2 separate regions of the Homo sapiens genome follow, and region 2 is linked to region 1. A link is a contact called in ENCODE Hi-C or POLR2A ChIA-PET data. All regions are on one chromosome and are shown on one strand. The core of a region is the stretch at or near the end of the contact, and the rest is flanking DNA. Distances in the headings are between cores, read along the strand shown. Region 1 has its middle 47 kb from the start of GPM6B. Region 2 holds the start of GEMIN8 (gem nuclear organelle associated protein 8).

The links. Hi-C counts contacts between places; a loop is a spot of excess contacts on that map. ChIA-PET counts read pairs that join two places held with the same protein, here RNA polymerase II (POLR2A). Pooled maps may share reads with other maps.
Region 2: a loop to region 1 is called in a pooled map, with 2.5 times the contacts of the local background. The contact joins the promoter of GEMIN8 here to the enhancer-like site in region 1. A Hi-C loop is called at or near these places in 1 of 168 maps with a recorded cell type or tissue (GM12878), 10 of 37 single-sample maps with no recorded cell type and 8 of 50 pooled maps. POLR2A ChIA-PET finds 5 or more read pairs at or near these places in 2 of 52 experiments (MCF 10A and WTC11).

What each region holds. Positions count from the first base shown.
Region 1 is chrX:13,861,721-13,865,587 of GRCh38, reverse strand. It overlaps a transcript of GPM6B not described here. Among named protein-coding and RNA genes, the nearest start is that of GPM6B, 47 kb to the right of the region's middle. Within about 2 kb of position 2,012, at least 2 of the 41 ENCODE cell types and tissues checked have a DNase peak (open chromatin) inside an H3K27ac peak, as active enhancers do.
Region 2 is chrX:14,027,865-14,031,769 of GRCh38, reverse strand. It overlaps GEMIN8 (gem nuclear organelle associated protein 8), which reads left to right and starts at 1,878. Exons shown (of 5, transcript NM_001042479.2): 1 at 1,878-1,993. RefSeq lists silencers at 1,538-1,677, 1,712-1,911 and enhancers at 1,288-1,788, 1,789-2,289.

The DNA of each region.
Region 1 (3,867 bases), core at 763-3,262:
TTCTTTTCTTTTCTTTCTTTCTTTCTTTTTTTTTTTTTTTTTTTTGAAGAGATGGATTTTTACCGTGTGGTCCAGTGATCTGCCGGCCTCAGGCTCCCAAAGTGCTGAGACTACAGGCATGAACCACCGTGCCTGGCTGAGAATGGGGTTTTCTTTGCCTATTGTAATGGAAACATAAATCCGTGAATTTGGCCCGTGACCTCTTTGCTGTTTTTTATCACAATGTCATGAACTGCTTTGCAGTTTACAAAGTGCCCGCATGTGCATGTGATCTTTACAACCACCTTGTGAGCTAGTGAGTTTACTACCTGTATTTTAGAAACAAAGAAGCAGAGTTGAACTTGCATTTAGTGACATGGAGGGTTGGGTGACTTTTCCAAGTTGTGGAGCCTGTTCATGACCAAGTTGGATGCCTCCCAGCTTTTTCACTATGCAATCTTTGCCACATTTATCACATACAGTAGTCCCCCTTTATTCACGGTTTCACTCTCCATGGTGTCAGTTACCTGTGGTCAACAGTGGTCCAAAATAGGTAAGTACAGAACAATAAGATAAGAAAGAGAGACTACATTCACATAACTTTGATTACAGTATATTGTTATAGTTGATCTATTATTAGTTATTGTTGCTAATTTCTCACTGTGCCTAATTTATAAATGAAACTTTATTGTATGTATATACAGGGAAAAACACTGTATATAGGGTTTGTTACTATCTGCAGTTTTAGGCATCCACTGGGGGTCTTGGAATGTATACCTCATGGATAAGTGGGGACCTGTACTTTACTATACGTTGGAAGCACACCTTTCTGACTTTCTCCCCTGAAATCCTTGTTTACTCTTTAATTCATGCCATTCTCTGTCTTTCATACACAGTATGTGGGAAGGGTGATGCCCATAAGCCACTCTAACTTCCTGCACTCCCTTTCATTTCTCTGTGGGGCTCACCGATGAGTGAGTATATTTCCAGAACATCATTTCTGACATCATCCAAATCCTCTAAAGCAGCCTTCCTTTAAAAACTCCAACCCTGGAATCTAATCTGCATTTTTGGAACGTTTGCAATATGCTGAAGTCAGAGCTACTCCCTTTGCTGTGCCCCACGTGCCTGGGCACCAGCCCCTCGGCTCCACCACCTGATGTGCAAGTCATGTCAGTGTCCTCCCAAGATTCCTTTCACTTCCCCAACTTGGTGCCCAAGGGGGATCTGCACTGGGTCTAGTGCAGCATCCCCCCTAACGTGCTTTCTACAAGAGGGAATTGGCAGCAATGCTAGGCAAGGCGATTCAGAATCAGCGACTCTACTTTTTTGCTGAATAAGACACTGCAGATCTATTTCGCTGATTTATTTACATTATTCTGCATGTCCTTGGAGAGATGGCAGAAGGTTAAGGGACAGCATCGATTCTTTCAGATTCCTCAAGGCTCTTGCAGATTTCCCATGGTCCTTTGTACTACAAAGTGGGAGAATCAAGCATCAGATGACCTTTTCAATGTTACTCTGTTGGTTCAATCTGTAACAACTTTTTCTCTTGTCTTCACCAACCTCTCACTGCTTTCCACAAAAAATGAACCATGGCCTGCTATTATTTGTTTTCAATTCTGAATATAATAAGATATCATAAATTGCTTTCACGAAAGTACTGATTTGATTATCACTTATGATACAAATTATGAAACTGCAACATGAGTGTTTTCTCTCTGATTCCTTTCACCATTTCACTGCAGACTTGAAAAGGGACCAGAATGGACCAAAAAGAAATTATTTCTTTGTTGTTTTGCCAAAGACCTTTCCTTTCAAAATGCACACATCCTGGAGTTTTGAAAACTGCTATAATTATCACAAGGCAGTCTTTCTGTGGGAAGAAAGTGAGTGAATTTCCCATTAGGAGATCATGGTTAAAATAATCTCTCGGCTCTGGGACCAAATGGAACTAGAAAGTGTGTTCAAAAGCTGCATTCATTTCAGAAGGGAGAAAGAACAACCTTTCTCATAATGAGCCTTGGGAAGCAGCCAGCGTGGAAAAAGGTCACACAATTGCCACTTTGGTATCTGAATAACTACTCTTAGCTTACTTTTGCTTGTGGTGTGATAGCTTTTGTGGTTTTCTCTGGGGCTGAATCCCTGCTGTCTTCAAGCATAGTTTTCACTGAGTCTGTCTTGGAAACCACTGTGCGTGTGGCATTGTCATCTACCATTTTTATAGGAGACAGAAACAGTTACTCTGACCCAAGTGACTGAAATGCAGCTCAGTAAATTTTTTTTCCCAATAGTCTTAGCATGTGGATAGGACATTTGTTCTTATCCAGAAATGAAATGTGTTAAGATTGTGTGAAATTATCTGTATCTTTTGCTGCTCATTTTTCAAAGATTGCCCCGGAGGGTGTTTTGGTGAAATTATTTATGGAATATGTAAAAATGTTCAAGACCCTTTATCAGAACAGAACTGAGGAGGATGCTGTTCCTGAAGATTCTGCCTACTGCCTATCCAAGATGCAAAATATTAGTGGTATTGAAGAGAGATGAGAGGGGAGATTATTTTAAGGTTATGTGTCTTTCTACAATTATACCAATTTTTAAAGTGTATTTCCAGCTGGGCATGGTGGCTCATACCTGTAATCCCAGCACTTTGGGAGACCAAGGTGGGAGGATTGCCTAAACCTTGGAATTTGAGACCAGCCTGGGCAATGTAGCAAAACCCCATCTCTACAGAAAAAAAAAAAAATCACAAAAGTTAGCCGGGCATGGTGGCATGTACCTGTAGTCCCAGCTACTGGGGAGGCTGGGGTGGGAGGGTCACTTGAGCCCAGGAAGTCAAGGCTGTAGTGAGCCGTGATTGTGCCACTGCACTCCAGCCTGGGTGGTAGAGACCCTGTATCAAAAAATAAAAATAAAAAATAGTAAAGAATATTTCCACAAATCAGAAGTGAAAGAGACAGCTCTTGGAGAAGGGTTCATATTCATAATACTTTTCTCATTGCTTATTTTCCAAAAGCTCTAAAATGGACTTCTATGTATTACCACTGCTTCATATTGCCCACCTACCCACCTTGTTGCTCCTGTCATCTAATGTTATGAAAATAGTGTTTGGGATTTAAAGCGGAAGCCATGGGTTGATTTTTAAGAAGTCACAGAAGCCAAGACTGCTGAGCACTCTGGTGTCATCAGAATGAACATTCCCTGACTCCAGTGAGTATCCTGACGTGTGTAGTTAACTCTCACAAACTCAGGCACGTGAATGATCTCAGCAGAAGAGAGAGAAGGGCCAGTGGTTTACCCCATTGTCTCTCCCCTCTTTCAACATGGGTCTTGACTACCTTGCTTCCAGGAAGCAAGGGTGACAGCTGAAAACCAACCGGAAGCGTTATTTTTGTTGTTGTTGTTTTTTGTTGTAGTTGTTGTTGCTGTTGCTTTTGAGCCTCCAAAGACCAAGATCCACTTAATAGACCGTGGCATTTTTGCCTCATCTACTGACTTAAGAACTTAATCCATGACCCTGTCACTACACCCCCTGCACCCCCACCCACGCACATTTACATGCTCACTCGTACACTCATTCACACTCACCTCTACCTTTAGATTTAACCCACTGAGCTGTACTGAGCCAGATGAACTGGACTGTTGATTCTTACCATTTCTGGATCGTGGGTTCCTGAAGAATCTGGTGAGAAGTTGTAAACCCTCTTCCCTGAAAAGTGTCTATACAAATGTGTGCAGATTTGGCTTATGATTCTGGAGGGATTCATGGCCAGGAAATCCATGTTAGGGGATTTACTTTTCACTATATACCCTTTGTTTCTGTTGTGAGGTTGTTACTGTCTGTGTATATTACTTCTGTTAATTGAATCTGTCTAGGTTACTTTTTCA
Region 2 (3,905 bases), core at 629-3,128, 170 kb before region 1:
TGCCATGAGATAGAAATACACTTCTCAACAGTTTGAGCCACTCCTCTTCTGGGTCTCTGTGACAGCAGCCAACTAATATTCTATCTAATGCCATAGTATACCATATATATTGTATTTTTTCATTCATAGAACCAGGAATCACTCTACCTGAACTATATCCACTCTAGGCCTGCATCCTTCTGCCTTTCCCAGGAACCCCCTAAGCTCTTTCTCCCTATCTTACCCCTCTCCATCTTTCTTTCCTGCCTCTCTAGATGCTGGCTTCTTCCTTGAGGTAGAGATTGCACCAGGCCCCATCTGACTTATCTGTCTCAATCCACACCTGACTTTTCCCATAAGACTTCACCCTCCTACCATCTCCTGCTTCTATCCATAGATATCTCATTTCCTCCCACATCCATTTTCTGAGGTGGAGGAATAATCTTTTCTAAAATAATCCCCCTCTATATACACATACTTTCTGGCCCTTACCCTGCTATACTGTCTTCATATAACTCACCACAACATACAATTCTATTTATCTGCTTATTGTCTATGTTCTACACAAAAGATTTAATTTTATGAGCCCCAAAACTGTATTGTTTACTACTGTGTATCCGGTAAATAGAATACCACGGTACAATAGAAATGCAATGCATGCCACATATATAATTTTAAATGTTCTAGTAGCCACACTAATAAAGTAAAAAGATAAAGATCAAATTTTAGTCTTTAACCTCAATAGTCCTTCTCTAAGATGTTATCACTATAAAGAAATTGAGGTATTTTACATTCTTTTTCTCATTCTTCTTCAAAATCTAGAGTGTAATTTACCCTTACAGTGTATCTCAGTTCAGACTACTACAATTCAGGTTCTCAGGGCCACATGTAGTGGTTACAATGGACAGCGCTAACATAGAATACTTGGCACATAGCCGGCATCCAGTAAATATTTGTTAAAGTTAATATTCTTCTATACCATTTTAATTCTTCTGTAGTCCAGGAATAATACAGTAATGTCACGTCATTAATACCACCCAATTGACTTAGCCATTTCCTTGTTGGGCATTTAGGTCTTTTCCAATTTTCACTTTTTAAAATAATTCTGTAATAAACATCTATCTGGTTCGTACCTGTTTTTCCTTGGAATAAATTCCCAGAAAGTATTAAATATGGTAATTGCCCCAGAAATGATATGTCACGTAAGACTTCTAATTGTTTATGCTTGGTTCTTGTTAATGACTCTTGTAATGTTAACAGGGCAGGTATTGCTGTGATGGTTATAATTACAAACATATTAGTACTAATGTTTTGTCTGCTGCAATGCATCAGGCACTCTGCATTAGGTTATGCATATCTTATAGATGAGACACACGAGGCTTGGGGAAGTTACAAACTTAGCACTGGACTCGCACTCAAACTGAGATCTGGGTTAATCTATTTTCAAAGACTGGGTGTTTTACGCTGGGACAAATTAAGAAACTAAAACTGTTTTAGTTAAGAAAGAAAACAGAAAGGAAGAAAGAAAAGGCTAAGTAAAGACAAGGGAAGGAAAACGAAGAAAGCTGAGGAAAGGACAAAAAGTTAAAGGCTGGAAACCCGGGCGGTGCAGAAGCGACCCTTATCTCGCCGGTGCAGAAGCACCGTCCGACCCCCGGCGCGGGTGCCCGCCACAGTCCCAGTGCCCCGCCCGGTGCAGCTCCCTCTCCGCCGGCCCCGCCACCCGCAGCCATCCCACGCCTGCCGCCCCGGCGCTCCACTCGGGGTAGCCGATTAGCAGGCAGCTTCCGGCCTCCAGCACTGCACCGCCTGCGGTGCGAACGTGACGTCCGCGACACAGGGGGGGACTTCCGGCGCGCCGCGCCACGCCACGTGTTCCGCACCGGAAGCGCGCTTCCAGTCGCCCCGGCAACAGCCGCCTCCCTCGCGTCCCCCACTCCCCCTCTGTCTCTCCAAGGAAAACTAGGCCCCTGCGCGGCCAACGCCCAGGATCCGCAAGCTGCGCGCCCACGAGGTGACTTCGGGGACGGCTGGGTTTCCTTTGGGGAGTGAGGGAGGAGCTTAGACGCCCCGGGCCCTGGCTTCTTCTGATGCGCAGAGAGCCGAGGTCTTGGACGTCACGTTGCTCTCATAATTATCTTAATCCCGCGACAAAAGGTGGGGCCGGAGGCCCATGAGATTCCTAAATCATTGCAGGTTAATTGTGAGAGGGGACCAGTCCCAGAGGCTCTCAGCTCTGCAGTGCTTCCGAATCACTGGACGACTCTTTAAGAATTCTGATCCCCGGGCCCCCATCCCGGACCAATGAAATCAGAATCTCTAATAGTGGGGCCCTGGCATCGGTAGTTTTTAAAGCTGCCCAGGTGATTCTGGGGTGCCGAGAACCACCGTGTTAAGGTCTGTAGGTGAATTCGGATTTTGCCCATCCAGTCCAGTATCTGAATAGAAGATCGCCCAGGACAGCCACATACTTGAAGGATGTCTAGGATATTGCCCTCTCTGCTCAAAAATTCGGGTTTCTTTCTTTTCTCTTGCACTTTAACCTCTGCAGGAGGTCAGCTTTTGGTGGGAGTTATCTTGAGACATCTGGCGCCTACAGTTTATGGGCCTTGTGTCTCTGCCCACTTATCAGTAATGAGCTGTAATTGAACCAGTGGCCAACGAAGTGCATTTTAGCTCTGAAATCTTGATGTTCCCTTAGTACAGATCAGATGGTTCTGAACAATTTTATTTTTTTCAGGAATGATGTTTTTAAACTCGTTTGACAGGCTAGGCTGTGTATTCAGCTGTTCTTCATCTCAAATCAGAACAATATTACTTAAAAAATCTAGACTAAAGATTAGTAACGCAACACTTCTAGGATTATTTATGCTCACAGCCCCCATGAATTGTAGGATGAGAGCTACCCTTTAAAAATACTATTTTTGCTAGCATAATTTATCGGAATAACAGTCTCTTTGTAATTTCAATGTGAACAGAAACCATATATTTTTAAAGACTGCTGGTTAGTAACTTGGAATAAGCATAACTGAAAGCAAGTTCACAGGTGTATAAATCCCCTCTGTGTGTTCATTGCTGTGCTGGGGAAGTATACAAACTAAAGTTCCAGAGAGAAATGTTCATTCTGAAACTGTTCTATAGATGGTGATTAATCATTTTGGGTTTTTTTTTAAAGGATAGGGTGAGATGAGAATGACGGGGGAAAGTTTTGAACAGTTAAGGCTAGAGTGTAAATTGGAGAGTTTGCAAAGTAGGTACAGAACTTTTTTTGAACAACTTCTCTACAAGAGGAAATTCAGCCACGGAACAGCTGGACAAGTGAAAAAAGAATGTAGTTGATCAAATATCAGATGAATTGAAAAGATCTTTGAAAACATAATGTATTTAAATATTTGCTTCCTGAAAAGATTTGGTGCTTTATAGTCAGTTTTTTGAGTTACTAGGTCCTCAGAGATTTTGGGGAGTAGATGCAGGAGGAGAGAACGTTATCAGGAAACAACAGACAAGCTCAACAATTTCAGCAGCATCTAAGAGCATGAAATATTAGCTATTATTTTTATGCTGGAAGGAAAATAGGAAACTTAAAAGGAGTAGATTGTAGAATCCATGCCTACAGGTAACTGAGTAAGTGCCCAAGTAAATGAGGCATAGTGAGTGCCTATAAATTCAGAAAAGAGAGATTAACATGGAATTACCGTGAATATGTTTATAGAAAAAAGTAAATTTGAAATAAGACGCCTGAAATGTACTAGCGATCTTAACTACTTTAAACTAGCCATGGTTTTTGCTGTTATGCTCTTAATTTGCAGAACCTGCCTATTCAACCCTTATTACCTTATGGTCACACTAGGTTTTGCTTATGAAGGACATGCTTGCTGTGAAACAAACTTATCTGTTTCCTCTTTTGAACTATGTTATCATTATGT